Linked DNA regions of Mus musculus: region 2 is linked to region 1. The links are chromatin loops, found by intact Hi-C in ENCODE. Cell type or tissue: left cerebral cortex. All regions are shown on one strand. Each heading gives the region's core, and the rest is flanking DNA. Links, peaks and the distances in the headings are about the cores only. Region 1 holds the start of Ddx59 (DEAD box helicase 59). Region 2 has its middle 16 kb from the start of Camsap2.

Region 1 (16,483 bases), core at 5,363-13,362:
TTTTTTCTTTTTTTTTTTTTTTGGTTTTTCGAGACAGTTTCTCTGAATAGCCCTGGCTGTCCTGGAACTCACTTTTTAGACCAGGCTGGCCTCGAACTCAGAAATCCACCTGCCTCTACCTCCCAAGTGCTGGGATTAAAGGCGTGGGCCAACACGCCCGGCTCCCATTTTTCTTTTAAGCAGGGATCTTACTATGTATCCCAGGCTTGCTTTGAACTTGTCATCCTCCTGCCTCTACCTCTGCATGCTGGGATTGTAGGTGTGCACCACCATACCTGGCCTTTTATTCTATTTTTACTGAGTACCTACTGTATTCTATATACTATGTCAAGTACCCCTATGGCTAAGTCATACACAGTTTCTGCTCTCAGACAATCTGTAGTCTACAGGAAGAAACAGATAATGTAAGTGTCATTGTGATACATCTGATGTACAATAAGTGGAGATGTCTGCCTAGAACATAAAGATGAGTCTAGAGGATCAATAAGAGGAAGGTGAGTGGTTCAAAAGCAACAACACAGGCAGGAGAGATGGCTCATCGGTTAAGAGCACTGACTGCTCTTCCAGAGGTCCTGAATTCAAATCCCAGCAACCACATGGTGGCTCCCAACCATCTGTAACGGGATCTGATGCCTTCTTCTGGTATGTCTGAAGACCATGACAGTATACTCACATATATATAAAATAAATAAATCTTTTAAAAAAGTAAAAACAACGACAACAAAAAGTGCACCCCTGTAGTCCCTGACGTAGGTCTCTCTGCTAAAGGCTTCCTTGAGAAAGGCAGAAATCCAGTGCTGACAGGGGAAATATAAGGCAAACAGGAACCTCCTTTAGTAGAGAGTAAGTACTCAGAGATAATAGAGATTTTATCTAAAGCCAAGAAAACCAGCTCAAGGTTCTTCCACTGATCAAATCAGGGTTAAACCAAATCACAACACAAGGCTACAGTCTTAAATAAAACAGGAAACCTAATTCCACACTATGAACACAAGACATTTGTGTATCTCAAAGTACTTCTCCCAAAATAGTTGCTAAACACAAAAGGGAAAAAATAAACTTTATAGTTAAAAGACAGGTTAGCATTCAGCAAGGCAGTGGTAGAGCTGGCTGGTGGAGAACTTCTCCAGCATGCAGGAGACAGGAGCTCCACCCCAGCACCTCAAGGAAGGAAATAGTAAAAGTTAGCCACCAAACAGGACGCAATGAAAAGGACAAGGCGGTATTTCTCTTTAAAATGGTTTGAAATCTGGGCATGGGAGAGCACACGGGAAACCGCAGCGCTTCAGTGCTGAGTCAGGAGTATTGCCATAAGTCTGAGACCAAGAGGGAGGGAGAGGCGGGGTTGGGGCAGGAGCTGGGGAGGCTGGCTCTGCAGGTAAGAGCACTGGCTGTACACGGATGAGGACCTGAGCTCCCGTCTTCAGCACCCACAGAAGTTGGCTATGGCTGCCTCTGTGCCTGTGACCTCAGCACCATGGACCTCTAGCTTCAGTAAGAAAGCCTGTCTAAGGGAAGAACCCAGAGTGTGACAGAGCAGGACACCTGGTGCTCTCCTCCAGCCTCTGCAAGTGCACAGGAGTACACACCTGCACACACATGTGCACATACATCGAACACACGCACTATGTACATACAGAAGTTAAGAAAAAGAACAGAATGAAAGGATTGCTCAGTGGTTAGGAGCACTTGCTGTCCACAGCACACACATGCTGGCTCACAACTCCAGATCCTCTGCACCAGGCACGCTCACATGCATATACGTATAGGCAGGCAAAACACTTTTCTAGAAAAGTCTGGAAGAACAAAAATCATAGCAACAACAAAAAGAAGAGACCTGTGATTCTTAGAAGTGTCAAAATCATGAAAAAGAAAATGCAAAGACTGAAGAGCCACCAGACTGAAGAAGACAGAGATGTGATGTCTTACTTTCTTTTCCCGTTGCTGTAATAAAATACCCCTGTAAAACAGTTTAAGGGATAAAGAGTCAGTTCTGGGTCTCAATTGGTGAGAACTTGGGCCAAGCTCTTAGCGATGAGGAGACCTAAGATTTATCTGCTCTGTGGAGGACAGCAGACAGTGTAGACTTCCCCAACCTATCCTCAGGTCTCTGAATAGTGTTCTAACAGCAGCAGCAGCAGCAACAGCAACAAAGGACTTGGAGCAGCGGCTCATATCATACCCACAATCAGAAAGCTAATGCTTTTTAGATTTTACATGATCCAGAATCCCTGCCCTGGGAATGGTCAAACTGCAATTAAGATGGGTCTTCCATAGTAATTAATATAATCAAGATAATCCCCTGGAGGCATCCCTAAAGACCCATCTGTCAGGTGACCCAAGATCTTGTCAGGTTGACTACACTAACAATCACAGACAATATCCAAATACAATAAAGGATCCTGGTGCACCTATTTATTTTTTCAATGCCTACTTTTTGAAATATGTTTATACTGTAGGACCCCTGATATGGGGACCCCCACTCTAGTCCAGGGATAGGGTGCACCCACGAACACGCAAGAATCCTTCTTGTTGCAATATACACGAGGCTTTATTGGCAGAGCTCTGGGCCGACACGTACCTCACACAGGAGGCAGGGGAGTCGACCCCAAGTCTCCAGAGCTAGGGGTTTTTATGGAAGAAAAAGGGATAGGGGTGCGAGGAATTTCAACAAAGGTATGGGATTGGCTCATTCAAACATTAACAGTAAGATTACATGTCAGCCAAAGGGCATCAGGACTTTGTTCCTGTGGGCTGGGGGCTTATCTTTGTTCACATAGCAACCAGTTGATGTATGACTTTATCCATCGCCAAGGGGCAGTAGACAGAGGGGAGGTTCCGGCCAGATGGTGTAGACCCAGACAAGATAGCCCTGCCTGTGTCCTTGCATTCTTTTTCATCTTTACAGTCAAGAGCCCTGCCCTGGCATCCGGGCTCATAGACAACTCTTTTACATGAATCACAAGTTACAAAATCTCATTTTCCTTCAATACTCTTGGCCAGGATGGCCTTAGCTTTCAATCTTCAAGCCTCAGAAGTCATAGTGCTAGAATTAGAGGTGTTGCCACTACATGGAACTTCAACTGGATTCTTGTGCTAGGGGGGCAGAGTGTGTACAGGGAGGTGGAGAATTATTGAAATGTGAGTGGGCCCCAAAGTGCAGATGACATGATAATTTCTGATCTATACTAATATGTCAGTGTTAACTTCCTGAATCCAGAATTGCTGCATTCTGGATATGCAGAATAATATCCGTGGTTGTAGGATTCACATTCTCAGGTGTACAGGAGTGACGGCAGATCAAGTCAGAAACTTACTTCCATGAAACCCAGGAGAAAAGTTTCTTATACTGTACTGGCTTCTTCTGTTCAAGTTGAAGATTTTTTTTTTTAAGTATGAAAATACTGTATCCAGTCATCTAAATATCTGAATACTGAAATCTGAAGATTATCATCAATGTATTAACTATTTTCTTCTAAAAACAAAAATGGAGCCAGCTAGATGGACCAAGCTTAGCCCTCAGAGGCCTGAGGAGGATGGCCTGAAGTTGGAGGCCAGCAAACATACACGGAAGGCTGACCTCCAAGACTAGCTATTTAAAGGTGCTTAAAACTGTACCTACATGTCTACATGCATCATGCATAATGTTCTGGTGCGCTGCAGTAAAAATAGGTCAAACGTTTATATGAGACTCTAGGAAGCTCTACTAACCCAATTCAATGTTCATAAAGCATTTTAATGGTTTACCTTATAAATATATACTGCTGAACTTATAATTTTTCACTAGCAAAATATTACTTTTTTCTGTTTTATTAGTGGAGGTCTACAATGAATATCAATGATCCAATTCCCCACTTATTATCAATAGGCAGTATCTTACAAGTGTATTATACATGTTTTTGTTTTGTTTTTTTCGAGACAGGGTTTCTCTGTATAGCCCTGGCTGTCCTGGAACTCACTTTGTAGATCAGGCTGGCTTCTCGAACTCAGAAATCCACCTGCCTCTACCTCCCAAGTGCTGGGATAAAGGCGTGCGCCACCACCACCTGGCCATATTTTACATGTTTTAAATCTGCCAAACACATCTGATAAGACGTATTGTGATGTGATAGGTGTTAGCAGAGGTTTTTAAATACTGCAGCGTTCTCATTCCCATTGGTGAGCACCTGTTGTCTCCTCTTCACATAGTGCTCCCTGGCATCTCAGCTCCTCCCTTGGAACTTTATAACCTGCCTGCCATCTCAGAAACTAAAAAAGGTAATAGCAGGGGACCCCGGGACCAATGGCAGCACTTGGGCTACCATCCACTTTTCCTGGTCGGCCCCTGTGCCAACCTTCTCTTAAGCTGAAGTGACAAGCATGTACCACCATTCTAACTCAAGAAAACCGGGGCTACCAAGCAAAGTGTCGACAACACTGTTAGCAAGTGAGAAGGCCACAATTAGACACACTGCTTTCATGTATCAGAAAACACAGAGTACCCACAGTACAGCAAAGGGTAGCAGGGCAGGGTAAAGGAGGGTTCTAGCTGGGGCAATTATTATTTACTAGTTATGAACACTTATGTAAACCCCAGCTTCTGAGATCTGCCTTCTCATCCATGGAAGACAGGATATGGAAACCTACGACCAGGGCAAATATGGTTACGTGAAATGTGCAGGAGAATGCCCAACAGAGCTTAGTATAAAACAGGCATGCAGTGAATTCTATTCTATTCTTTTTCTACATAAAATGAACCCTTTGCTTTAGGGTTTTTTGTTTGTTTGTTTGTTTGCTTGTTTGTTTTTTGAGACAAACTCTCCCTCTATAGCACATACTGGCCTAGAACTCACTCTGTAGCTCAGGCTGATTATAATAAGCTCTCAGCAATGCTCCTGCTTCAGCCTCCAGCACTGGGACTGCAGACATGAATTACTAGACCTGGCTATAAAATTAACTTTGAGGGGGGAAAAAAAGACTTTGTAGGCAAAAAACTAAAAGCTAACTAAGATGACACCTTCAAGAACATGTGTGTGCACGTGCACGCATACATGAACACACACACACAAAACACACATGCACTGGTTCCTCTGCTGCTTCCAAAGCCTTCCTAGGCCTTCTCTCAAGCAGGTGCTTACCTTAACATGCTGCCGTAAGCGATAGAGCTGTGGGGGCAGAGGTAAGCCCCCTACGAGAAGCACTGTCTTCATGCGAGGCAGACCACTCATCAGTTCCTTGGCCTGCCTCTCTATCTGAATGGCCAGTTCTCTTGTCGGTGTGAGAATGAGTGCGGATGGAGTTTTATCCTGAGAAGAGGGGAAAAGTAACTTAGAAACCCGGCAATTAACTTCTGCTGACACAAACTGTGCCCTTCACCGAGACACCATCAGCCCCAGTGAGGAGCCTTTTGCTCACGCCATGCAGATTTTTCCTCCAAAAATGAGAACATGGCCCATTTCTTACACAACTTGGATGTATAGCTAAAGACCTGAGAGGGAGGAGGGCTACAGAGCGCACAAGGTGAGAAGGGTATGCTCACATCTCTAGTCATCTTCTTGCAAGGCGGAATCTCCTGGTCACCCTGAAGACCCACCAAAGCCTGGCACTTTGGTACCTCAATTCTTCCCTCTCTGCTCTCACACATTTACATCTTTCTTTGGCCAAAGGACTGAAGTTCATGTGTAGAGACGTGAGAGGCGTCCACATCCTACTTTCTGCCTTAGCTCTGTTTAACCATCTTGTGTTTGAGCTGTGCCTTTAAAGTACTTTCCCTCACTGTTTCCTCTACTGTTCCTTCTTTCCTTCCTCTCTCCCTACACTCCTCACTCTGCTTGCCACTCGCATAGCCCACAGGCTCACCAGGACAGGTTGGATATCCTCAATCCAGAAGTCTGAAACCAGAATGCCCTTTTAAATACCAAGACTTTTGAGCACCAACGCAGCTTACAAAAGTTTCAGATCTTGGGGGGTATAGGGAAGAGCACTGGCTTTTCTTGCAGAGGACCCAGGTTTCATTCGCAGCACCCACATAACAGCTCACCACCTCCTACAGCTCCAGTTACAAGAGATCCAGGATCCTGTTCTAGCCTCCAAGGACACAGGCACATATGGGGCACGCTGACATATGGTCAGGAAAACACCCGTACACGTAACTGAAATTATCATTTTTGTTTCTAGAGATTCAGAGTCTGGAACACTTTGTATTTTGAATTTCTGAACCAGGGATGCTCAGCCAGTGAAGTCTATGCAAATGTTCTATAATTAGAAAAACTCCCAAATCTGAAATCCTTCTGGTTCCAAACCATTTCAGACGATGACACTTGGCATGTACGAGGAAAATAAACATTCAGTATTTGTGAAATTGTGTGTGAAAATGCTTTATTCACTATTTCTCATTTTGTTTTGCTTAAGACGGGGGTCTTACTATGTATAGCCTAGGCTGTCTACAACCCTACAACCATCAGGCCCAGCAGTACTATTTAAAGATGAACTGCGGGTTACACTTAAGAATATACTGCCAGGCAGTGGTGGCTCATGCCTTTAATCCCAGCACTTGGGAGGCAGAGGCAGGTGGATTTCTGAGTTCAAGGCCAGCCTGGTCTACAGAGTGAGTTCCAGGACAGCCAGGGCTACACAGAGAAACCCTGTCTCAAAAAGCCAAAAATAAAATTATATATATATATATATTAAAAAATAAGAATATACTTTAGGGGCTGGAGAGATGGCTCAGCAGTTAAGAGCACTGGCTGCTCTTCCAAAGGTCCTGAGATCAAGTCGTAGCAACCACACAGGTGGCTCACAATCATCTATAAGAGGATGTGATGCCCTCTTCTGTCATGCAGGCATACATGCAAATAGAGCATTCAACTCATATAACTAAATAACTAAATCAATACTTTAAAAAAAAGAATATACCGTGACATGCTGCAACTGCATTATAACTTTAATATGCTATGCCCGTTCCTCCAAACCCCGAGAGGCTTAGCTGACATAAGCTACGGCTCATCCATCTGGTAAGCAGGGTTTTGCCTGCAGATCAAAACTTTGTTCTTTTATAGAAAAGCTGCTAAAAATAAAATGTCTTGTAAGGAAATTAATTTTTAGACCTGCCAGGAAGAGAGATCTTTGGTTCAGCAATAAAAGGAATATTCTTTGAAGTGATGTTTTCACACACGAAACAAAGCAAAGTCACCGGCACCTTGGTGACTTAATTCGCAAATGCTAAGCAGCAGCGTGCAAGTTTATCAGTTACACACAATGAAACTCGGTAAATCCCGCGTCTGTTTCAGAGAGGAAGACATGTCAGATTGGTAAATTACCTCAGAGAAAGCTCGGATAATAACAGGCAGGAGAAAAGCAGCTGTTTTCCCTGAGCCAGTGTCAGCGCTGGCCAGAATGTCCCTTCCCAGGAGCCCCACAGGAATCATCTGCATCTGGATGGGGGTTGGCACTTCGTAGCCTGATTTCTTCAAGTTCTGATTTAAGGTCTCAGGGAAGCCACAGTGCTCGAAGTCGATAATGGGCCTGGCAACGTCTTGTCCTTGAACTGAGATTCCTAGCTGCTGTTTAAGGGTTTCAATCTGGTCCTCCTTGAGGGTCACAATAAAGGGGTGCTCTTTGTAGACATAAAAGGCATCCAGTGGGGACTCTGGCTCGGCAGCCACTCTCTGTGGGCTGCTGGGTCTTAATGATCCTTCCCCTTCCTTAACTTGTAGCAGATGCTTCGCTTTGCACTCCAAGCTACACACGTCTTCGTCCGTCTTGTCACAGATATACTCTCCATAACGACCGCAGACGACACATACAGGCTCCCCAGGCTCTGGCCACCGCTGGGTTTTAGAAAACGACTTTACAGGCTCTTCAGATGGGTGGCTGTCCTTCACACCCTCATCAGGTCCTGTGGAAGAAACCTCAGCCAACTGGCAAGAAGGACTGTTGGTGCTTGATGCATGGCCGGGCTTGTCTGCTGTGACAGCTTCCTCAGTGACTGATGTGTGGACCGGAGTATCTCTGTCTCCCTCCACCTGAAGGCCTCCTGCTTCTGGCTTGCTTTTTTTAGCTTCACCGCTTTTGAGGTCATCATTAGAACTCCTCTTGATTTTCAAAGATCTTGGAACAAACATTCTTCAACATTCTGTTGAGGAAATTGCACCATGAGATATATTTTACCCTCAATTAAGCTCCCATGTTAGCCCATACGATGTTGTGTCAGAGAATTTTACTCAGGGCAATAGTGAAGCCGTCATGTCCCTACTTAAGCCAACTTCCACTTATCAATTTCCTCTGGGGGAAGGGATACAGTCTTTTTCCTCAGACACTGCCCTATGAAACACTGCCTACGGTTCCCCACAACCTTGCTGTGCACGCCACCTGTTTCTGTTGACCCATCACTTGTACTATTATGGAGCAGGTATTATAGAAATTCTACAGCATATCCTTCAATTGCATTTTCACACAAGAAGATACTTCACAATTAAGAATCTTAAAAAAATCAAAACAACAGTTCAAAAGGGGAAAATGCAATTATATTTATATACATAAGAGTGCTCATTCTCCGTCGTTTTTTGCTAATCTTCACAACCTGGGAAAGTAGGTCACTGCAACCCTAAGTTCATATATGTATATATTTACATGATATACATATCAGGTAGCATAATCGATACATGTATATTGAATGATTGGGAATGTACTTCAGTGGTAGAGTGCTTTGCTAGCAAGTGAGAGTCTGAGTTCCACATTCCAAAGAAAAACACTGATATATACACACACACAGAAGCAGATGAAAACTCCAGCCACCTAGGAATTAAGTTTATTTATTCAAATAACAATTCCTAAGTGTTAGAAACCAAGTATTCCTGCTCTGGAGAACAAATTAGTGATTGGGGAAAGAATGTTTAACATTTTGGGACCATGAAATAAACTTAATTTTCTCAAAAACAAAACAAAACTTAAGAAATCGCTAGTACCCATTTTCTATTAAAAAAAAAAAAAACCAACAAAAAACATGGCACCCAAACCGCCTGAAGCTTCTGAGGAGCGGGAATGGGTGGGGCGCTCGGGGCGGCAGAGCCGACAACCTCCTCCTCCGGCTCCAGGCAACGCCCGCATCCCGCGCATTCCCGCCCTCCCCACCCGCCCGCGGGCCCGCGCTCCAGGCACGCGCACGTCACGAGGACCCCGGCGAGCGGCGTGACTTAGTCCGCAGCCGCCGTCCAGCACGCAGGTTACGCCGGAGCACAGGAGCGGGAGCCGGAGGCCCGAGGCCCGAGCTGCCAGGGCGGCGCACGCTCACCCGCGCGGACCGGGCCGCGTCCGTTCCCGCTCGGGCCGCTCCGGTCCAGGCGCAGGGCCGAGTTTCCGGCCGAGTAGCCGGGAAGCTCCGCAATCCCAGCCAGGGTTTGAGGGCCCCGCGCCTGCGCACAGCGGGAGGCGGAGCTTCATCTGGCCACGCCCTCGCGGTGACGCGCTGCGGAGGGCGGTGCACAGGGTAGCGGGCAGATGTGGGAATCCTTTTGGAAGGCTCTAGCATGGAGTAGGCTGGTGAGAAAGGATTGCCAGGAAGGGCGGGGCCCTCCACGCTTAGAAAGTGGGAAGTTTGAGTGGGCCAGGAAAACCTCCTGTCAGATACTGAGAATAACTCGAGAATCCGAGCAACTTGATATGGCGTAGTTAATATGCCAAATATTCATAGATGCAGCACTCCGCCCCGCGCTGTGTAAACCAAAACTAAAACCAACCTTCAAAGTCTCCCTAGTTCCAACGGGTGGCCTTCACTTTGCCAACTTCTGGAACAGCCTGACAGGTCCCAGGACTTGCACTTCTGTTGGGGTGGGGAGGAAGTTGGACAGGAGAAGCAGGGAAATAGAGGTGAGGTTTTGGGTGTTATTTTTTTTTGAAAGATACATTTCGACCCAATATTTGATGCATACAAAATTAATTTACCAGCTACGTTAAGTGTGAAAATACTAATAAAACAAAACTCTGACTTTTATGTTGGCATTAGTAAATTAATAAACGCTAAAGCATTTCTGTATCGGATTCTACTTGCTTCGTTATGGTGTGTGGGTGTGTGTTCAGCTTGCCATTTTTGGTAGATACATTTGGCTGACAATGTTTTGTTTACCTTTTGAGCGTTATAAAAATAATGCATACCATATATATTTATGTATGTGTAGCCTTCCAGTATTTGCTTTAAAAAAAAGATTTATTTTATTTATATGAGTGCACTGTAGCAGTCTTCAGACACACCAGAAGAGGGCGTCAGATCTCATTACAGATGGTTGTGAGACACCATGTGGTTGCTGGGATTTGGACTCAGGACCTCTGGAAGAGCAGTCAGTGCTCCTAACCGCTGAGCCACCTCTCCAGCCCCAGTATTTCCTCTATTAACTTTTTTTTCTATGATTCACTGAAATGTACTATAGAAATTAACTTTACTGGTCAGATAAATGGGATACTGTTCCTGTCAAGACTGTACTTAGTTTCATAACACATGTGAATATGGGATCACGTTACATCCTTTGTCTATAGGACATACAGTAAATGTGTGCATTTTTCTGAGTTTGAAGGTTATAAACTTGCACTCTTACCTGAGTTTGCTGACATGTAATTTGCCTATTCCCAATATAAATAAATACTTTTGAACTTAATGTATATTCATAACTTTATTATTTTTTCTTATTTTGGTCTTCTAAGAAAGGGTCTCATGTCTGGCGTTAGACTCATTATGTACCAGAGTATGGCCCTGAACTTCTGATCTTCCGCTTCCACCTTCCAAGTGCTGGAGTTAACTGGCATGTGCCACATGGCCAGATTGTATCTTTTTATTTAAGTCTCTTCCAATCATATAAACTCCTGCCCCTACAAAGCCAGGCCACACCCCTGGTAATTGTAAACAAGGCCCCCAGATCACTGTCGTTGCCTCCAATAGAGAATCCCCTTTGTCCCTCGGAGGTGCACTGTAAGGTCAGAGGATTTAGAGGTGTTCAGCTTTGACTTTCTCTCTAAAATTTTTTAAAATTGTATTTGTTACTTGCAGATGAAGGTCAGAGCACAACGTTGGGAAGCCAGTTCTCTCTGCCTCGGTGAGGCAGCATCTCTTGTTCCTGCTATGTTGTGCATTCCACATAGATCAGTGCCTCATTCTGCCATCATCAGATAAAGTTTTCTCCAGAGAGAGCGAGACAGAGACAGAGACTCAATCTCCATCAAACCCCTCTTCTCAGGGTTCAGAGAGCCAGGGAGAAGAGACAGAAAGATTGTAAGAACCAGAGATGACCCTAGGAAAACAGTGTCTTCCAGACACAACAGCACTGACACACATATATGAACTCCTAGAAATAGGATGCTCAGGGCCTGAATAGGTTCAAGACAGATGGAGTCCTAGAACAGAGAAGCAAGAAGACATGAGCTCCTATTCCTAAGAAGCTGTCTCCAACTGATACCTGCTTGCAAAGAAAAAAATAACTTTCTCCACTGGAGTCTCACAGGGTGTACAAGCCAGCCACCCTTAACAGCCATCCCATGCCCAGCAGTGGATGACCAGATCAATGGTATTTTTGTAGACATTTTGTCTCATATTACTTTGTTTCTGCATTTTATGTCTAACTAGTCTTTTGCTTATATATTACAGTTTCTAGTTTTGTGTTATTATAGGTTTTGGGTTTTGTGTGTCTGTGTTCCCTTTTTTCTTTCTTTTTTAAAAATTCTGGTTTGTTTGCCTATTTGTTTCTGAAAAGAAAGAGAGAAAGAAAGGGATATGGTTGGTGGGTGGGGAGTTGGGAAGGATCTGGGAGGATCTGAGAGAGGGGAGACCAAGATCACAGTATATGGTATGAAAAATTATTTTCAATAAAAATAATAATTCTTATTTTATGTTTTGTTTATAGGTATTTTATTTGCGTGTATGTCTGTAAACCATATGTATACAGTGCCCACAGAGGCCAGAAGAGGATGTTAGAACCCCTACAACTGGAGTTACAGAAGGTTGTGAGCTACCATGTGGGTGCTGGGAATGGAACGTGGGCCTTGAAGAGGAGCCAGTGTTCTTAATCACTGAAACATCTTCTCCAGCCCCTATGTTTTCAGTTTTAAAGTTGACTTTGAAAAGAATCAGACTCTGAAAAGTTTTGACGAATGAAGCATCCATGTTCCTCACATGGGCTCAGTTCGTATGCTTGGAACAGGATTTGTGTTGTTGAACAGTGTGAGAATACATTATAGCATCCAAAGGCAAAGCTGTTCTTTCACGTATCCACAGAACAATGCTCAAATTTAGGTAATTTAACATTGAAGCAATACTATGGCTGTGATTCAGTCTCTATTTAAAATTTGCCAGTTGTAGTCCAAGGCAGACTCTCCCTCCCCAGCCCAGGCTGGATTGAAACTCTAAACACTGGGATGCCAGGCCTGTTTCTCCACTCTGGGTTCTCTTCCTGCTTCCTTTATGGAGTCTTTTGATGAGTAAAACTTAACAAGTTTAATGTACTTAGGTTTGTCTGTCTCTTCTTCTGTAGCTAGCAACTTTGATGTCCAAAAAGCCTTGCATATCCTAAAATGAAGATTTCTTTTCTTAGGATTTTTGGGAAGTTTTGGTTTTCTTGTTTATAGTTAAATCATGGCTCCACGTTGGAATTAGTTTGTGTTTGCTATGAAGTAAGGATCGACTTCTTGATTAGAATGGAGAGGATTTGGACTTCAGTTGGCAAGAAGGTAGTTGTCTGAATAGTAGTTATTAACTAGGATCTTTTTTCAAATGACTGTCAATGTTACATCTGGGATGTATCAATGTTTCAAAATGCACTAGAATGTTTCAGGGCTCATTATTCTCCTCTAGGTCATCTCTCCCGATGCCATTACCACCCTGTCTTATTACTATAGCATTATTACAGGTTTTGCTAGCTGGAAGAACATGTTCCCCCACTTTGACTTTCTCTAGGAGTTTCTTAATTATCTTTAATTAATCTTCAGTACAGCTCTTAGAATCAGTTTGTCCTTTTTCAGTGCCTCAATGTGATGATGGTGTTTGGAAACACAGTATTTCTATAGAATGGTGAATGTTGAAAAATGATGGCTAGGTCTGACAGCACACCACCATGATCCCAGCACTCAGGAGGGTAAAGCGCAGGGCAGGGGTCAAGAATTTGAGGCCAAGCTGTGGAGGAGGAAGAAGAGGAGGAGGAATTTAATAGGGCAAACCTCTTTTTTAATATTGATCTTCAGATCTGTTCATCTGTTTGCCTCAAGTCCATCAATGGTTAAAAATAGATCAGCCGCTTTCCATAAAGATGGTAGGTCTGTTCTAGCCCTTTACTTTTATAAACTTGAAGATCAGTATTAGAAAAGCAACTTAAACGTTAATGTATATATATTTTAGGATTTTAGATTTGAATGCATTCTCAAGAGTGCAGTCACCCGCTCCTGCCATGCTCCATACCCAAGCAGGAGAAATAATTTTATATCACTCTACTGCATGTTCAACCGACTTTAAAACAGGAGCTCATTTTCCAGGGCTGTCCAGGTCTTCACTGAAGAACTCTCTCTACCTAGGCATCATCAAGAAATTTAACGTACATTGTCATGTTTAATTTTCAGTATAATACTATAAAGTAGAAATTTTATCCCCAACGTACTAATGAAGAAACGGGTTCTAGTATGTACACAACTTTCCATGGTCACACAATCCAAGGTCTGTGTCCTACATTCATTAGACTACAATGCTGTGCTGGTTGCTTTTATTACCTCATGACGAACTAGAGTTGCTAGGGATGAGGAACCTCTATTGAGGAATGGCCTACATCAGACTGGCTTGTAGGCTGCCGGTTAGGGCATCATCTTGAGTAATGATTGATGTGAGATGGCCCAGCCCACTGTGGGTGGCACAAGAAAGTGAATGAAATAATTTTAGCCTGGAAGCAAGCCGGTAAGCAACATTCCTCTATGATTCTTTTTAAGTCCCTTCCCCCTCCTCCCCTACCCCTCTCCCGTTTCTGCTTGATTTCTTCCCTCAGTGATGACTTCCTTCAGTGATGGACTAGACCCAGAAGTGTAAGTCAAACAAACCCTTTCCTCCCGAGATGGTTTGGTCATCATTTCATCACTGCAACAGAAGATCAAACTAAGGCAACCACCTGCAGGTCTCTTTAATGTCAACCAAGGCACACGGTTCTAGCCACCATTTTCAATGTTCCCAGCATTTCTCAATCCTTTTGAAAGCTTTGGGAACATTAAAACCCAACCCTAGAAACATTCATGCCTACGTGTTCCCCAGCCCTGCCCAACTTCCTTTGGTTTTCCCAGAGATGCTTTGAACCTGTGCCCTGAAGTGCTCATATTTCTTAGTGTTATCATGGAAGCAAGGGTGGGGTGACTTACTCATCACTACCTGGGGAGCGCAACTCACTTCTATGTGGGTCTTGGGTAAAGCCAGCTTAACATTTAAGATAAAAATCCGCCTTATAGGATAATAAGCCAAACCTCAGGACCATTCCAGTCTTAGGCTTTCCCTTGAATAGGAAGCTCCCGTTTGGGATGTCTTCAGATATCTCACCAGAGAACAGTCTGATCCATCTAAGCTTCTATTTTTGTTTTCTCCACAAAAGGTTCTTTATGGAAATGGATTCCTGGTGGTCTTTCGGTTGCCAGGTTGTGGGAAACATTGCTTGTAATAGACCACATGGAAATCACAGACAGCATTACTATTGCTGTCTTATTATGCATTCTGCTTTATGTCAAGGAGGGACAGGAAAATACCCAAGAATGACTCAATTAGACAAGAGTTGTGGAATGCATGCATCCTCTGAATCCATCCTGAGAGTTTGCCTTAAGCTCAATATTAGACCAGGCAATGTTGCAATCATCTGGGCTGACCTGCGTGTTGCTCTCGTGTTCTGTTGAGACATGTACAGAAATAACAATGCTGAGCATTCTTTCATGTCAGGGACCTTTATCCTCATACCTATTAATTTATAGCTACTCCTTACTCTTACTCTACAAGCTTGGAAAGCCTGAATACATGTACAACAAGGCAGGCAGGAAAGTGTGATTGGCAGCACTACATTTGTCTTAAGTTTCCCCCCATTTGTGTCACCATTGCGAGGATGTGGTGGCCTCTACTGCTTATAGTCTTTAAGACCTTTTCCTGACACTTAGCTTTCACATGCTATAAGTTGAATTCTTTACTCATTCAGTAGATCCATGAAGTCTGCCATGAATCAGACCTGGGGATATATTGATGGAAAAGCAAGTCATGATCGTTTCTGCCCTCATCACCCTGTGAGCAGACAAGAGGAGATACAGTCAGAACCCAACAAAGCGGGTGCTGTGGGAAGTACAGGATGTCATGGAATATGCAGGATGGTACATACAATGGACATGGGAGACCATGGAATGCTATCCAGAGAAAATGGCATCTAAAGACTGAATGGATGTAAATGTAAACAATTAAAATAGGAAAGTGAAGAGGAGGAGGAAGAGGAGGGGGAAGGGGAGAGAGAGGAGGAAGAAGAGGAGGGAGAGGAGGAGGAGGATTAGGAGGAGGAAGGAGAGAAAGCCCAAAGTGCTGCTATGGCACATGCAAGGAACTAACAGAAGTGGGTTTTGGTCTGCTTAGTTCAAGTTATGTTTCACTAACAAGTAACTGGAAATGCCCGTGACATGTAACAGTAAAAACATATTTCCCACTCATGTCAATGGAGAACAGAGTATTGGGGGGGGGGGTGTGTGGAACGTGAGAAATTGCTGAGAAGAAAGTCTGAGGTAGGGAACCGGGTAAGAAACCAGTCTAGACAAGATGGATTGAGTTCAAGCAGTACAAGTCAGAGCCTGGAGGAGTGCGCAGAGTCAGGAGACACACAGAAAGCAGGACTAAGCTCAGTCTATGCTTGTCCTTAGGAGAACCATAGAGCACAACATGATGACAGGCAAAAGCTCTTTTTTGTTGTTTTTGAGAAAGTATCCTTCAATGTAACTGGCTGTCTTGGAACTCACTATATAAGCCAGACTGGTCTTGAAGTGAGAGCCCTGCCAAGCTCTGACTCTTGAGTGCTGGGATTAAAAGTGTGCAACACTATGCCCAGTTTGATAAAAACTCTTACGTAGATGAATTTAATACTTACAGTAGCATGACTGATACTCATATATAATAACATGGGTCGCCTTCATATGAATCCAGGTGGTCTTTCTGGTCATTCTTTTTCTTTACTATCTCGACTTTACACCCACAGATCCGAGGGTTAATCCCCCAACATCCTCCAGGTTACAGGTCTATTCACAAAAGTATGTACCTTGACAATGAAACTTCTGAGATGACAGATCAGGAAATGACTAAGTGTACGTCTATTTTATAGCTCCACAGCCAGTAACATCATAAATTTTGCAAAGATGTCATTTGAGGATTAGGAGAAATAGACTGGTAATGAACTACAAAGTACACTTTATCAAATGGGAGGCCACATACAGGATTCACTGGATTTTACACAGCAAGGCCATTGAAGCCTGAAGACTC
Region 2 (16,483 bases), core at 3,771-11,770, 53 kb after region 1:
ACACAACAATGACACACACGTACTTGCATACAATAAAAATAAAAATTGAAAATCAATGAAGCAAACACAAACCAAGAATCAAGTATGGAAAGGAGAAATAGACCAGCGATAAAGAACACACACTGCTCTAGCAGATGACTCGTTCATCACTACTGCCTGTCACGCCAGTACCAGGGCACTCAGACACCCTTTACCTCTGTGAGCACCTGCATTTGTGTGTACATACCTCCCACAGACACACAACTAAAACCCTAATAAATCTTTAAAAAATGACAAGGGAATACTAAGAACAGGTATATTCATCTCATTAAAATAGAGAATAAAAAGGAATTTTTTCCTAGAAAAATACAACCAATATAAATGGAACCAAGAGAAATAAAAGGCCTGATTAGACTTTCAGCTGTTAATAAATTGATTTAAATGTTAAAATTCTTCTTACAAAACCACCAGGCCAGGATGGTTTCACCAGAAACTTCTGCCAAACCTTCAGCAAGAAGATAATCCTATTTCATACAATTTGTTCCAGAGAGAAGAAGACAGAATGCCTTCCAACATAATTTGTGAAACTAGTATTATATTCATGCCACAATCAGACAAAGAAGCGTATAAAGGAAGTTCACAGCTAACCTCATGTATAAACACACTGGAAAACACGTTTATGCATTAACATTCCACACCCAAGCTGATACCTCATAGTTAAAAGAAAAGAAAAGGAACGTTTTTTAGAGTAGAAAGAAACTCCTTTAATCTGGAAATGTCGTCCTCCCAAGCCCTACACAGGCAAGATACTAATTATGAATTGTTACTCTTACTTTCTATAAAGAGCAACCCATAGAAACTCGTTGTCTCACCTTCCAGTCGTTCACTGGACAGAAAATTCAAGCCACACCAGAAGACGAAGGAAAAAAGGAAAGACAGGAATGTGGAAGGCAGGAAAGGAAGGAAGAAAGACAAGCCTAGATTTGGACTAGAGAGATGGATCAGTGGTTAAGAACACTGGATGCTTTTCCAGAGGACCTGGGTTCAATTCCTAGTACCCACAGGGTGGCTCACAACCATCTATAACTCTAGTCCCGAGGAATCTGAAGGCCTCTTCTGGTCTCTCTCAGGACTTTACACCAGCGGTACAAAGACATACATGTAGGCAAAACACCCATATACATAAAATAAAATAAATATATATTTTTAAAAAAGAAAAGTCTGGCCGGGTGGTGGTGGCACACGCCTTTAATCCCAGCACTTGGGAGGCGGAGGCGGAGGCAGGTGGATTTCTGAGTTCCAGGCCAGCCTGGTCTACAAAGTGAGTTCCAGGATAGCCAGGGCTATACAGAGAAACCCTGTCTTGAAAAAAAAGAAAAGAAAAGGCTCACAGATGACCATTTTCTCACAGAGAATCTATAAGTTCATAGATTATTTGCAAACTGAGTTGTAGTTCTGTATAAATCAGGAGTATCAAAATCATTAAAATTTTTAGGAGCAGATCTTACAGGAGAGGTCAAAGAACTTTTAGGGGAAAATATGGAAACACACACACTAAATATGTGTAATTAAAAATTAGAAAAAAAAACTCCATATGGATGGTGACATACATGTATATATAATTCCAGCCCTTAGAAGGAGGAGGGAGGAAGACCAACCTGGGTAACAAGAAACCTTGTCAAAAACAAACAAACAAACAAACAAACAAAGCACTGGTTATGAAAGACTTAAGTTTGATTCCCAGCACTCACATGTATGCATGTGGTGCACAGTCATACATCAATACAGGCAAAACACTTGAACCCACAAAATAAAATAAATCGTGTGTATATTTTTTTTCAAAAAGAAGTAATGGGAAAAATAAAAGACTAGAGAAATATAGAGATATAGTTTGCTAATTAGAAAAGTCATTATTGTTAAATTGTAATTGTTTTCCAAATTAATCTCTGATTTTGGAATTTGGCTAGTGAATTCTAAAATTTGCATGAAAATTCAAAGGCAAAGGGGGCATATGGCCTTTCCCTGAGGCCCCAGAATTTGGGTAGCGGAGGCATTAGACCCATGAGCTTGAGGCTAGACTGGACTACATACACAGACCACATCTTAAAAAACAAACAAACAAACAAAAAACAAAACCAAAAAACTCACCCCCAGTAGATAAGCACAGCCCCCAGTTGAGGGATGGGGCCACCCACCCATCAAAAATTTTAACCCAGAATTGTTCCTGTCTAATGGAAACACAGGGACAGAAACTGGAGCAGAGACTGAAGGAAAGGCCATCCAGAGACGGCCCTGCCTTGGGATCCATCCCATCAGTAGACACCAAACCCCAACATTATTGCTGATGCCAAGAAGTGCTTACAGACAGGAACCTAGTATGGCTGACCTCTGAGAGGCTCTGCCAGCCTCTGACTAAGACAGATGTAGATAGTCACAGCCAACCATCAGACTAAGCCCAGGAAACCCAATGGAAGAGTTAGGGGAAGGACCGAAGGAGCTGAAGTGGATGGCAACCCCATAGGAAGAACAAAATATCAACAAACCAGACCCCTCAGAACTCCTAGGGACTAAACCACCAACCAAAGGGTATACATGGATGGGTCAAGGGCTCCAGCTACATATGTAGCAGAGGATGGCCTTATCTGGCATCAGTGGGAGGGGAGGCCCTTGGTCCTGTGGAGGCTTGTTGCCCCAGCGTAGGGGGATGCTAGAGGGCTGAGGTGGGAATGTGTGGGTGGGGGAGCAGCCTCATAGAGGCAAAAGAGAGGGAGGATGGATTGGGGGGTTTGGGGAGGGGAGACCAGGAAGGGGACAACATTTAAAATTTAAATAAATAAAATAACCAATTAATAAAAAAATACAAAATATTTAAAAAAAGCAAAGAATTTTTCTCTACCACGTGGGAAAACTTACTAGGAGGTTATAATACTTAAAACTAGCAATAACGTGGGAACAGAAAATCAGATCAATAACATCAAGGGTTGTAAAATAGGATAGACCATACATTAAAGATACATCTACTTGACACGGAATCCAGCAGGAGAGGTAGCAGAAGTACCTTTAATCATATTGGAAAGAAAATGCACACCTATTCACACAATCCAGAGAGGAAACTTTTCTGGTAGAATGGAGATGACCCAGAAGAAGAATAGCAAGAGACACAGGCAGGAGGACTCACAGTACCATACTCAACACAAAATGAAAATGTTCAAACACACTTGTGATGGGAAAATGTCAGTCACACGAGGAAATCATGTGATGATGCCAAGTCTCTGGGTCGGGGTGGACAGGAGAAACTCCTACACTAACTGCTGGGACCTTGAATGAGACCAGTTGAGCCTGAGAGCAATTTAGCAACAGTGCAGTTAGCTTGAAAACGTGAATGTTCTTACCAACTCTTACACATCTGAATAAATAGGATGTTACTTTTGCCACGGTTTACAACAGGGAAAACTTAGAAACCATCTAAGTTTATACTAATAGTAAAGTGGCCAAATGAGGGTGGGAAGGACTGTTGCAACTTTTTTTTTTTCTCTCAGAATTGACACATTCTTTCCTTTGACTTGACACATTCCCACCCAGAAGGAGGTGGAGGCCCTAAGTCTCAGGAAACTAAAAGCCTTAAGAGGTATAAGCAGCTCGGAAAGTCGCCAAATCACACAAAGCCTATCCCAAGCTTAGGAAGGCAGTGAACTGATTGGGAAAGAGGCCACTTCAGTGAACTGTCTTCAAGCTGGTGGGGGGGGCACCCCCAAAATGCACCTCTCTTAAGTTGTTGCTCAGCCTGGGGTGGGCTTTTTGATGATGCAACCGCCTTTGAGGCAACCATGTTGCTATAAATAGCCCCCCATCATGCTCTTGCATCCATGGTGACAAATTCATTGGCTCATCAGAGCTGTTTCTTTGCCTTGTCTGGAGTGAGGCAGTCACACAATTTAATAGAAAAGAATTCTACACAGCACCACGATGAACAAAGTTGAGCCAAATGTGTCAACACAGGCAAATCACAGCCTGCATTGCAAGTGCTATGGTATTATTAATGTGAAATTTGAAAACACACATCAGTAGGTTTTATTATAGTCATGTGCCCTAAAACTATAAAGTGAAGAAAAGAAAAAGACATCTGATATAAAATGGTGTTAGGTGGAGGATGAACATAGCATGAAGATATGGATATTCATAACTCTTGAGTAACTCCCACATGTGCACGCACACAAATAGGGAGGTAAGAATGTGTGCAGCTCAGTGGTAGAGCACATACACTTGAGGCCCTCCTCTCACTCCTAAAGGGTGTGTGTGTGTGTGTGTGTGTGTGTATGTGTGTGTGTTGTGTGTATGTTGCTAAGATTAGAATCTAGGGCTTCATTCATTGCTCAGGGGTTCTACACTTCCACATTACTCCATCATTGAGGAAAAAAGGCCAGTGGAGGAGCCCAATCAAGGTGGAGGCAAGAAGTGACGCAGAGACACAGAGGAATGCTGGGGACTGGCTTGCTCCCCTGGCTGGCCCGGTTACATTCCCTATACAGACCACCTGCTCAGGGGTGAGCCAGCCCACAGTGGACTGCCCCTTCTCCATCAACTAGCAATTCAAAAAGAATAAAAGAGACAATTAATGTCTTAGTTAGGGTTTCTATTGCTGTCATGAAACACAATGACCAAAGAGGAAGTTGGGGAGGAGAGGGCCTATATGGCTTATACTTTAGCGCCAGGTTCCACACGAACGTATGTTCAATGTGACAGGCGAGAGGGCGGCCCCCTTTCCAGTTCCCAAGATGAACGAATGGCTGTCCGCACCAGACCCCGGTCCGGACGCCCGGCGGGGGGGGAGGGGGGGGGAGACCCCGCTGAGCTGGGACGGACGGGACCCGGCTATCCGGGGCCAACCGAGGCTCCTTCGGCGCTGCCTGGGCAGGATTAGAGGCGTTCAGTCATAATCCCACAGATGGTAGCTTCGCCCCATTGGCTCCTCAGCCAAGCACATACACCAAATGTCTGAAACATTGTAGTCCATGATTGAGGAAAGCCAAGACAGGAACTGAAACACAGCAGGAACCTGGAGTCAGGAGCTGATGCAGACGCTGTGGTGAATGTTGCTTATTGGTTCCTTCAGACTGCTTTCTTATAGAACCCAGGACCAGCAGCCAGGTGGTCGCTGATGAGCTTGTGTCAAATTGAGATAAAACTAGCCACTACAAGCACAACGCCCCAAGACATCCACACAGGCTGGCCTGCTGGAGGCAATTCCTCAAGTGAGGGTCTCTCTTCCTACATGTCCCTAGTTTGCACTAAGTGGGCAAACACTCACCAGCTCACCAGCCCCCAATATTTGAATTTTACCTTATAATATTATTTTCTGTAAGCTTGGAAGGGCATTTTAAATATACTAAAAAAATCCTGCTAAATCTATAACATCAAATAGTTACACGCATGTCAATATACTAATGACATGCTATGTGATGTTAGAAATATTTTACTATTTTGAACTAAGTATGTCTTGTGAAATATTGATTTAATAACAATATTTTTTACTTGGACCACAAGAAATGAAGAAAATATTTAAAGCTAAGCAGAGCTTTCTAGGATTGCTTTACAAGGGTAAAAGAATACAGACAGAAACGTTTTGGAACATGAGGGAATGAAGAAGAAAAGGTGAGGCAGGCTGCAGGGACAGCCTGTAACAGAGAGGAGGGTTGCTGGGGTCAGGGACACACAGAAGCCGACAGGAAGAGGAAATGAGGAGAAAGGATTTGAGTACAGACCTACAAGGGAGGAAACCGGAACGTGCAGAAGCAGGACAGTCCTTTATGCAGAAACAAGATTACAAGGCAGACTCATGAGCGGAATGTGACTTAACTCACTTAGACTGGAGGATTTTACAGTGTCTATTGTCTTCTACATGCTTATTTCAGAATGAGGAAACTGAGTCTGAGTTCCCTACATTAACTGTGGTGAAGTGTAGACAGAAGGTCAAATTCACATTCTCAGAGCACCTCAGAGAACTCCTTCTACTCCACAGCATCCTCTCTGATCTCCTGCACCTCCACATGCTAAACTGGTGCAAGAGAATCATTAAGACACCCAGCCAGGGCAGAAAATGCACCTTTTCTTTCCCTTGTATGTGGTTTGTGGATGGGAAGGGATGGGATGGGATGGGATGGGATGGCATGGCATGGGATATGTGTGTGTATGGTATGGCTGTGGATCCCCAAATGTCATGGTACATATCTGACGATAAAGAACAGCTTCAGAGATGGTTCTCATCTTCCATCTTTGATACAGGGTCTCTCTTGTTCATTTTTGCACAGTTCAAGTGAGCTTTCAGCAATTTCCCCATCGCTGCCTCCCTCAGGAGCACACTGTGACACCAGCTGTCATGAGGGGTTGGGGATCAGATCTCAGGTCTTTGTGCAACTTTTTACCTCCCGAGTCCCCTCCCCAGTCCTCTTCAAGGTTTTGAAGAAACAGGGCTTATGTGGTGTGGGTTCTCTTCCTAGAAGTCGTTTAGTAGACTTGGTATTGGCAGCTAAAGTGGAGAGTTGAGAAGGAAAAATGTGAGACTTGTATATTAATCTACTCTTCAAACTCAGTTTGGTGCTGGGCCTTGTGAGCCTAGGCTCAGTTTTCTACTGAGTTATGCACACAGCCAGCCACGCATACTAATCCGCTGCTGAGAGGTTCTGATTTGTTTTTAACAGTCCCGTTAACCATCACGTCACTGCCTTTATCTTCTCCCCCCACCCCTGCCCCCCAGTAGAGTGAATGCTAGCACATTCTAACAGCAATTTGGTTTCTCTTCTTCAGAAATGGTATATGCCTGAAGAAAAAAAATTACGAAGTTAAAGAAAACACAACCCAAATTGGTTGTAGGATGCAGGGAGCTTGAAATTAGTCTTATTAGATTGTAAATACAAATGTCTCCTGATTCATTCTGCTGGCTAGACCAAAGTTTGATTCCTAAGCAGTCCGGGCATTGGGAGACACCAGGTACTGGTTACCTTCCTTTCAATGGCTCTGAGTTCTGACAGTGTTCCCTGACAGCTCCCCCGGCAGTTTTGTTGGCCACAGCCTGGAGCTTGAAGGCTGAGTGGACCCATGAATGCGGCTTTGTTTGGGCAGAGTCCTGCTGCAGTGAGGGCACGGACCAGCCCAACACTTGCCATTTAAGCCTCCCTCTGCAGAGCTTTATAACTTGGCTGGAACGTCCAGTTTACCATACGGCTTAGCGGCGAAGGATTACCCTTTACACCCTGAAAACAGACATACCAAGGGAGACAAACCAGACATTTGAGCTTCATTTTCTTTCTTCTTGTTTGTGTTCCCATTTTGGGGGTGGGGGGCATTTAAAAAGTACTTTTAATGAGACATTTGATTCAAAACCATACCCTGGGCCAGGCTGCATTACGTAACATAGTTTTGCTCCTGTTCGGGATCTGGTAAGAGCTTGGAAAAAGTGAGGCAACTTGGTTTTAGACAATTTTTTCAAAGAAGTACCTGGGGTTCTGTTAACACGGTTTTAAAAACATCTTGGGGTTTAAAAAAAATCACTTAATGTTCTAAGCTAAAATAAATATATATATTTTTAAAAATAGCACAGACCCCTGTTTTCTAATTCCATAAAGCTGTAACTAACTACTGAAGTGCTGGAGGTCTCAGGGTGAACAGCCTTGGAGGTCTCTTGGCTCACCCTTCCACTTGGCTTGCCCGTCTGTCGCAGAACTGTCCCTGGCATTGTTTGCTTGAGCCCTTTCTCCAGGCCCACGGAATGTCTGGAGAACACGATTCAATGCTATGAGTTATGATTTGCTATGAGTTGAGATTTTTTTTTTTTTTGCAGCTATTTATCAGCTGGAGCAACACAGAGTCCAAATGATTCTTTTTTTCTAAATTGAATGCTGCTTTTAATTTTCCTCAAGAGCTTTTTAAATGAAGACATGGTGGGTATGTGTATGTGTGAGTGTGTGGGCACATGTACTCATGCACACAAATTTGAAGGCCTGAAGAAGACCTGAGTTGTCTTCTATTGCTCTCTGCCTTATTGCCTGGGTCCCATGCTGAACTGAAGCTTTCCAGTATAGCAAGGCTGGCCGGCCCGTGAGATGCCAGGACGCTCCTGCCCGCTTCAGTACTGGGGATAGAAGCACACACAGCCATGTGTAACCTTTTATGTGGATGCTGGGAATTTAAAACCAGGTCATGATGTTTGCACAGTAAGGGCTCTTCCTCTCTGAGTCATGTCCCCAGCCTCAGCACTCTTTATGCCTGGGTGTTTGGTGTGTGTGTACAGGGGACAGAATCCGGGGTCTTGAGCATGAACAAGGGCACCATCACTGAGCTAAATAAACCTTTAACCCCTTGGCACTCCTTTAAGAAATGGAATGTTGAATTCCTGCCAGGTGCTTGTTCATTCAGTACTCCAATTAAAAACTAAGCATTGGGTGAGACTTTTACAGTTTGTTCTTTTTTATTTTTAGTTTTGGGGATTGAAGGCAGGATTTCACACCTACTAGACCAGTGGTTGTTAACCTTCCTAATGCTATACCTTTAATACAGTTCCCCGTGTTGTGGTGAGCCCCAACCATAAAATTATGTTCATTACTACTTTATAATTGTAATTTTGCTACTGTTATGAATCAGAGTGTAAATATTTTTAGAGATAGAGGTTTGCCAGAGGGGTTTGTGACCCACACATGGCTAACTGCTGTGCTAGACAAATGTCCTACCATAGAGCTCTATCTATAGCCTACAATTAATTTTTGTGTTTTAGGAGAGATAGCCATATGGAGAGCCCATAAAGTCCAGATAAAACACACTCGACATGGGCAGTTTATGGCTTTATCACATGCAATTACGCCATAAAATGATATGCAATCCGTTAGAAATACATTGGAAATGTTAAGTGTGAAATAATTTATTGACGGAAATGAATTGCCCGAGATAGGACACGAACTGAAACTGGTGACCCTTCATGAATGATTGCTGAGATATGTAACCCTCCCCCCCAAAAAGAGTAAAAAAGTGATTAAAACCCATTATTTGTGGAGCCACAAGAATAAATGTTAAGGCAAAAATATTGCATACACTACCAAGATCCTTTTCTTTTGGAAATACCTGACTGGCAGGTACAATGGACAGTTCTGTAAGAAACGTTGCCATGGTAATGCAAATGTTTGGGAAAGCAATACAAATAGTCCCTATTTGACTGTTTTTAGCAATTTGTCTCATCTCTGTCAGTAATCTTGGCAAAAGACAATGAGGCCTTGATGATACATTCTTTTTGTTTGGTTCATTAATAAAAACAACAACCTATAATTGGACTTCTCATAGTTGTTTCATTTTGTGGTTGATTTTAAATGCTCTCTAAACCTCTACTGTGCAATTGATATTTCCAGAATATTATTAACATACTAATAACAGTAACCATTATATTAATAATGTAACCAATATAATTGCATTAATTAGTAACATTGTTTATTATGTTAATATGATTTTCTTTTTTTTATTTACATTTCAAATGTTATCCCCTTTCCTGGTTTGTCCCCCACGAAACCCCTTATCCCATCCCCCTCCCCCTGTTTCTATGAGGGTGTTCCCCCACCCACTCCTGCCTCCCTGCCCCGGCATTCCCCTACACTGGGGCATAGAGCCTTCACAGGACCAGGGGCCTCTGCTCACATTGATGCCTATCAAGGCATCTGCTACATATGCGGCTGGAGCCATGGGTCACTCCATGTGTCTATGGGTCCCTCTTTGGTTAGTGATTTAGTTCCTGGGAGCTCTGGGAGGGTCTAGTTGGTTACTATATTAATATGATTACTATATTTCCAGTTCTTTCAGAATCCTTGTGCTTTCCATCCACAGTGGGCACAAAAAAGAATGAACAGGCTGCAGTCATCTGGGCACCAGACGTCCTCCAGGCCCATGTGTTCAAGGCTTAGTCTTGAGATCTTGCAGTTGGGAAGAGGTGAAGCCGTCAGAAGGGGCCTCTTCATGGGAGGTCATTGAGAGATGTCCTTGCGGGGTGGTGGCAGTGGGCACCTCTCTTTTGCTTCCTTGCTTCTGGTGATTTTGCTCCACCACATGCCCCTTCTATGTGTGCTATTTTGCCACAGGCCCAGAATCAACAAGGTCATCAAATCATGGAGAAAAGCATCCAGAGCTATAGGACAAGCTCTTTTCCCTTTAAAAGTGTATTTAACATGGGAAGATTGGGAGTGGGTGGAGAACATCTGTCATATAAACGCATCACAGAATTGGAAGAACCTGGTTAATAATATAATCATCAAAGCTGTTTTCTTCGGACCAAATAATCCAGAATATTTCCTACAGTCTTTTTTTTCTTCCCCTGAAGTGAGGGTGTGAAGGTTATGTGTGTAGGGTATGAGGGTGTGTGGGAATGCTAAGCAAATGTTCTACCCCTGAGTTACACTGTCCAGCCTTTCCTATGCAACTCTATACTGATATTAGATTAAGCAAAGGAAGCAGAAAGTTGCGGGGGAGAGAGATTGAGACAGACACAGAGAGAGACAGGGTAAGGGCAGGGAAGGAGAGGAAGATCAGAAAGAGTTGCTGAGGGAGCAGAACAGTAACTCAAAAGGGGCACTTGCGTTGTCATTGATGGGAGAGCACAAACTCAGGTATCGCCAGAAAAAATCTTTTCTGACCCTGTCTTCTGGCTTACCGCGGTAGCCTCTTTATTAGTCATCTATTGCTCCATAACAGATTAACCCCAGCAATCACTCACAGTTTTTGCGGGTTGAGAGTCCAGGAGCAGATTAGTTAAATCACAGGGGTCCAATCTCACAGGAGGCAGTAGAGTAAACTGCTGCCCTCTGAAGACCCAACAAAGACAAACAGATTTACTCATCACATGACTGTTGGCGGGCAGCCTCATTTCTTCACCAAGTGTGCCCCATGATAGACTGCTGAGTATCCTTCCAATATAACAGCAGGATTCCCCTAAGGGAGACTGATTCGAGAGATCCAGGAGGAAGCAAAAATGCTTTTTACAGCCCATCTCTAGTGGCTATGTCATGAACACTGTCCTTAGGCGTCTTTCTGATTCTTTGAGACTGCATCTTTTGGTACAGCCTACACTCAAGGCAGAGACTCAGCCTCTACCCTTTTAAGGGAGTATCAAAGTCCCTGTGGTCCTAATTCTACCTGTCACTTCACTAACTCATCCTAAGCTTGCCAAAATATTCAGCTCTACGTTCTCTTGTGGGATAAAGTAGCAGATTAAAGTTATCGCATCAGCTTTTATCCTAGCAATCTTCTATACAATGCATAGTGAAAATTACTGGCAAAAAATTTACTTTCATAGAAGCAAAAATGCAAGCATGGCTTAAGCAGCACACAGCAAACACTGTAATAGATGAAAGAGTCATTTTGCCCTAGAGAAACATTCTTTTTTTTTTTTAAACAGAGTCTGTAATGAATATGTGTAGATTCTTATTCTTTTTTTTTAAAGATTTATTTATTATTATATCTAAGTACACTGTAGATGTCTTCAGATGCACCAGAAGAGGGCGTCAGATCTCATTACGGATGGTTGTGAGCCACCATGTGGTTGCTGGGATTTGAACTCAGGACCTTCGGAAGAGCAGTCGGAGTTCTTAACCACTGAGCCATCTCTCCAGCCCCACTCTTTTTTTTTTTTTTAAATAGGATGTTATAAAAATTTAACTCAAAAAAACTAAACTTATTTTAAAAGAAATAATGGCCACAAAGAAAAACTTATAATAGTAGAAGCTCTTGTGAAGATCCGATGCAAAGGATACCACTGTGTAATAGAAACCAAGGTCAGAAGTAGCAGAAGGGGAGTGTAACCCCATAAGAAGAACAGTATCTACCAACCAGACCACCCAGAGCTCCCAGGGACTAAACCACCAACCAAAGAGAAACTTGGAGGGAGATATGGCTCCAGCTGCATATGTAGCAGAGGATGGCCTTATCTGGCATCAATGGGAGGGGAGGTCCTTGTCCTGTGGAGGCTTGATGCCCCAGCATAGGGGTATGCTAGAGTGGTGAGGCAGGAGTGGTTGGGTGGTAGGAGGAGCACTCTCATAGAGGCAAAGGGAAGGGGGGATGGGATGGGGCGTTTGTGGAGGGGAAACCCAGAAGGGGGATATCATTTGAAACAAACAAACAAACAAACAAACAAAAAATAATTCAAGGTCAGAGGGCAGGGTCACTGGTTGAGAGCACTTACTGCTCTTGCACAGTACCCAACTTCAGTTCCTAGCACCCACATCTGCCAGCTCCCAGCTTCCTGCAACTCCAGGCCAGGGGATCTGACTTTGCTGCCTTCCGTGGCCACTCATGAGCACACACCCTCATCCAGACAAAGGCAGAAGTAAAGATAACAAGCCTTTTTTAAAAAAAAAAAAATTAAACCTCTCCTGTTATTTCACCTGGAATAAAATTAATACCAATATAGATATAGAGAGAGTCTCAGCAAAAGAAATAGAAAAGGGGTGGGAGTTTAATTGAAAAATAGAAGAAAAAAGATCTATCAATTTGACAATACTTTGAAAACACCATCTCCACAGTCAACTTTGTTAGGACAACTTTGATTAAAATCTTGTGTCAGTGACCTGGAGCAAAACTCCTTAAGATTAGAACCCAGGTATCTAAGTGTCAGTGGAAACAAAATGTTTGCAACAGTGCTCTTGTTCATTCACCATGTGTATATTAATAGGGTAGAAGGTTTCTGGAGGAAATGTTTTCTAAGGATAAAATTTAGAGTAGAAACTGTTGAAGAACAGATTGACAAGGAGGCCAGCTCAGTGGTAAAATGCTTGCCTCCCATACTTGAGCACCCAAGTTCTACCCCCAGCATAAACAAAAAGAGAAATTGGTTTTTCACTTGACTCTCAAAAGATAAGAACAATCCAAAACAATATAATCAGTGTATTTAAAATAGGAATGAAACTGGATGTGGTCATGCATATATGTAAACCCAGCACTTAGGAGGCTAAGGCAGGAGAGTTGCCAAGACTATGAAGTCAGCCTGGACTATTGTGAGCCCAGGGTAGCCTGAGCTATAGAGTGAGCTCTTGTCTCAGGGAGGAAAAGCCAAAGTCAAAGCAAAACCAGAACAAACCGGCTCAGTGGTTAGGAGCTTACTGCCCTTCCAGGATTAGTTTCCAGCAGACTGCAGCCGCCTGTAACTCGAGTTCGGGGAAATAGATGCTCTCTTCTGGGCTCTGTGGTTCCCTGCACCCATGCGATGCACATAAACTCATGCAGACTCACACATACACATCAAAAAAAAAAAAAAAGTCTTTAAAAGCCAAGATAGAAAGAAAAAAGAGAAAAAGGAAGAAAGACAATATATGGGGACAATTTTGGAAAGTAACAATATTTGGTTGACAGGGAGTTGATATGTATGTGTAATATGTAAATAAATATACAATAAAAATAAATAATTACATAAATTAAGTTGATAATTATAATTTGTCTTTCACAAATCAATATGAAAAGATGAAGATTCTAACTAAAAAAATTAATGAACCTTCTAACTTGAAAAATAAGAAATTGATTTCATATGAGAAAAAGGCCAATAAAATTATGAAGAAATCTTTAATACAGCTAGTTAGCAATTAAAAAATATAAATAAAGATATGGACTCAGTGGTGGCACACACCTTTAATCCCAGCACTTGGGAGGCAGAGGCAGGCGGATTTCTGAGTTCGAGGCCAGCCTGATCTACAAAGTGAGTTCCAGGACAGCCAGGGCTACACAGAGAAACCCTGTCTTGAGAACAAACAAACAAACAAACACAAAAACAAAAAAAATGGACTCTTACAAATTACTGTTGTATATAAAACTGGTGCAACCAATATTTTTGTTTTTGTTTTTGTTTTTGAGCCAGGGTTTCTCTTGTACCCTGGATGTCCTTATACTTGTTTGATAGACCAGGCTTCTCAGCCTCAAACTCGGGGATTCAACTGCCTCTGCCCCAGTGCTGGAATGAAAGGCGTGTGCCATCATGCCCTGTTCTTTCTATAAAGCTGAAGACAGGGATGAGTCAGTGATTTCTATTCCCAAATTCATCCACATCTGAGACTAATAAGCAAAGTAGGCACAGATGTAACAGATGAGTGTGTAAGGGCGTTCCTCACAGCACACACTCATAAACAGGAAATTAGAGAAGTATCAAAATATATGTTAACTGAAAACTTGGTTATAGTAAAAAAAAAAGATACACTCACACAATCAAATCTTATTATGCGTTAAATTGGTGTTTCAGAGAGATGTTTACTCTTATCAAAGATATCACTGTCCCTTCTTATGTGAAATGGAGTGTTTGGTATGATAGAATCTCAGTGCAAACAGAAATGGAAGGACATACAAAAAACCCCTGGGTGATGAAGCCACAGGCCTTTGGTCCTTTCACTTTCCTGTAGTTTCTGCATCAGGTAATTCAGTATGGATTGTTTTCATCATGAGATTAGAAGTTGAATTGTAAGTATAAACATTCTCCACTGTAACCAGAGGCCCTGTTCTAGGTTTACCTTTTTTGTTCTTTTCTGGACTTTATACAGAAGTCTTTTAAGTTGTTTATATGGCTTTCCCTCTTCCTCATTGGAAAAAAAATGTACTTACTGGGCAATATTTAAATACAGGTCATAGTTCTTGTGTATCCACACCTCTGCTCCCATTCTGGTTCCTCCCTCCCCCTACAAAATTGACTGAAACATCTATGTGGCTTATACAAAGTAAACAGTAAATCTCATTTTCAACAAAGTAAACAGTTACGCAACACACAGGAATAAGCCCAGGTGAGCCCCCGTAGGAGACATTCACGCACAGGCTTGCTGGACAAGAGTGGTGATGTTGCCTTTTGCAGACAGTCAGGCAACTATTAGTTCTTACTTCTATTTATAAATGAATAAAATGTCACCAGTTTTACTTACAAGTGGCATTTATTATCCTGAATGTGCTCATTTAATTTAATCTAACAAATGCTCCACAGTGCCAAAGGAAATCTGCTTAAGCTGATCTCTAATGGATTAACAAAAGCACTCGGGGATTTTCTGCTATTTTAAAGGAACCTCTTTAGTTTGGGAATGGAAAGGGCTACCTCTGCACATCTTTAACCCTCTAGGCATTTTATTGCTTTGCTATTCTTGCTAATTCCAGCTTGTATTTTGAGCAATATAAAAGCAAAGTATTTCTCAAAGTTATCTAATTTCTCTGAGTGGTCTAAGTCCTGTAAAGAGTTATCATTTCAGGGGCCAGGAGCTTTTGTCTTGTCAAATTTCCTCTTCTAGTTTTCCCCAAGGCCTCTAAATGGACAGCAGAAGACATTAAACAGGAAGTTACATTTCTTTGATCTAGAAAATTAGGAGGAAAAGAACCAACGACAAACGGAAGTCAGGAGACGGAAGGCTAATGCTTTCTTTCTGTTAATTCCAAATCCTTCTGGTATCCTAGTTTAAAGATCAAACACTACAAAGAAGTGTAGTGTATCTTTCCAGCTGGATGGAACAACATGAGCATTTCCTATGATCCGCTGATGGTTCAAATTCTATTTTAAAAGAGGTCGACAAATATTTACGCATAATCTTCACTCTTGCCTTTAAAAAAAAAGATTTGATTTGTATTTTGAGACACCAAACAAAAGTAGAGAAAAGTTCAGCTCTTGTGTTATGACTTGGTCCAGTAGCAACATGTTAGGAATCATTACAATAACAATTTCCATAGCAAATACGGAGCACACATAATTGATTTTTGCTTTGCGTTTCTGGAGGCAATAGGGGCTACTTTTGTTTACAATTAATAAGCAGTATGCCATCTGGTTCATTTACTAGATTACTGGCTTCTGAGGTCTCACAAAGTAATCAAGTTTGTGAATGAATGACTGAACCAACTGGAGAGGAAGGACCCTTGTCAATCGTTTTGTTTTATGAAATGAGGACACACTACAGTTCAACCATTATCTACAACTACTATTATTTCACAGGAAATGAATATTTTAATGAGAATCACTCATTTTTAATTCCCACATAAGTCAGCTATGTTATCACAGTACAGAAATGTTAACAAACATCTGGGGGTCCTTATGAATTTTGTAACTTCCAAGACCTCCCCGAGTCTTGTAAATTTTACTTACTAATTTGTTGACTTATTGGTAAGTGTTAGGTAAGTGTTATTTATTCCCAAGAGTTGGGAGCCTCCTTCTACCATTTACTGATGGAATGTTTCAATTAAGGAGAGCTACTGACATTTATATATGCTCATGGCCTAGAATGTATGTTAGCATATATTTTGTTGTCTTTGACCTTTTCTTTCATTAATGCCTTCATTTACTCAACAAATAGTTCCTATGGCTTGTTATATATTAGGCATCACTGAAGATTATTAAGAAGAATAAGATCATCTCCATCTTTGGCAAGAGGTGTGTTGTGTGTGTATGTGCACATGTCTATATATGTGTGTTTGTGTATGTGTTTATGTATGTGGTGTATGTGTATGTGTGTATATGTGAGTATATGTG

The links. Hi-C counts contacts between places; a loop is a spot of excess contacts. Peaks named below come from ENCODE experiments on the same cell type or tissue, not always from the same donor. Only the 100,000 strongest peaks of a DNase experiment are listed, where the experiment ranks them.
Region 2: it touches region 1 in a loop (2.4-fold over the local background); 3 of 42 quality-filtered maps call a loop at or near these places.

What each region holds. Positions count from the first base shown.
Region 1 is chr1:136,408,212-136,424,694 of GRCm38, reverse strand. It overlaps Ddx59 (DEAD box helicase 59), which reads right to left and starts at 9,424. Exons shown (of 8, transcript NM_026500.3): 1 at 9,272-9,424; 2 at 7,299-8,113; 3 at 5,118-5,285. The coding sequence starts at 8,102. 9230116N13Rik (RIKEN cDNA 9230116N13 gene) reads left to right here and starts at 9,176. Exons shown (of 3, transcript NR_024328.1): 1 at 9,176-9,846; 2 at 11,018-11,531; 3 at 11,868-12,779. In left cerebral cortex, for the core only: a CTCF peak has its summit at 10,226 (motif pointing right); DNase peaks (open chromatin) are centred at 6,105, 6,946, 7,441 and 9,468; H3K4me3 peaks cover 1,460 bases; H3K27ac peaks cover 2,009 bases.
Region 2 is chr1:136,353,385-136,369,867 of GRCm38, reverse strand. No RefSeq gene overlaps it. Among named protein-coding and RNA genes, the nearest start is that of Camsap2, 16 kb to the right of the region's middle. In left cerebral cortex, for the core only: no CTCF peak of the experiment used is centred there; DNase peaks (open chromatin) are centred at 4,941, 7,134 and 8,001; H3K27ac peaks cover 651 bases.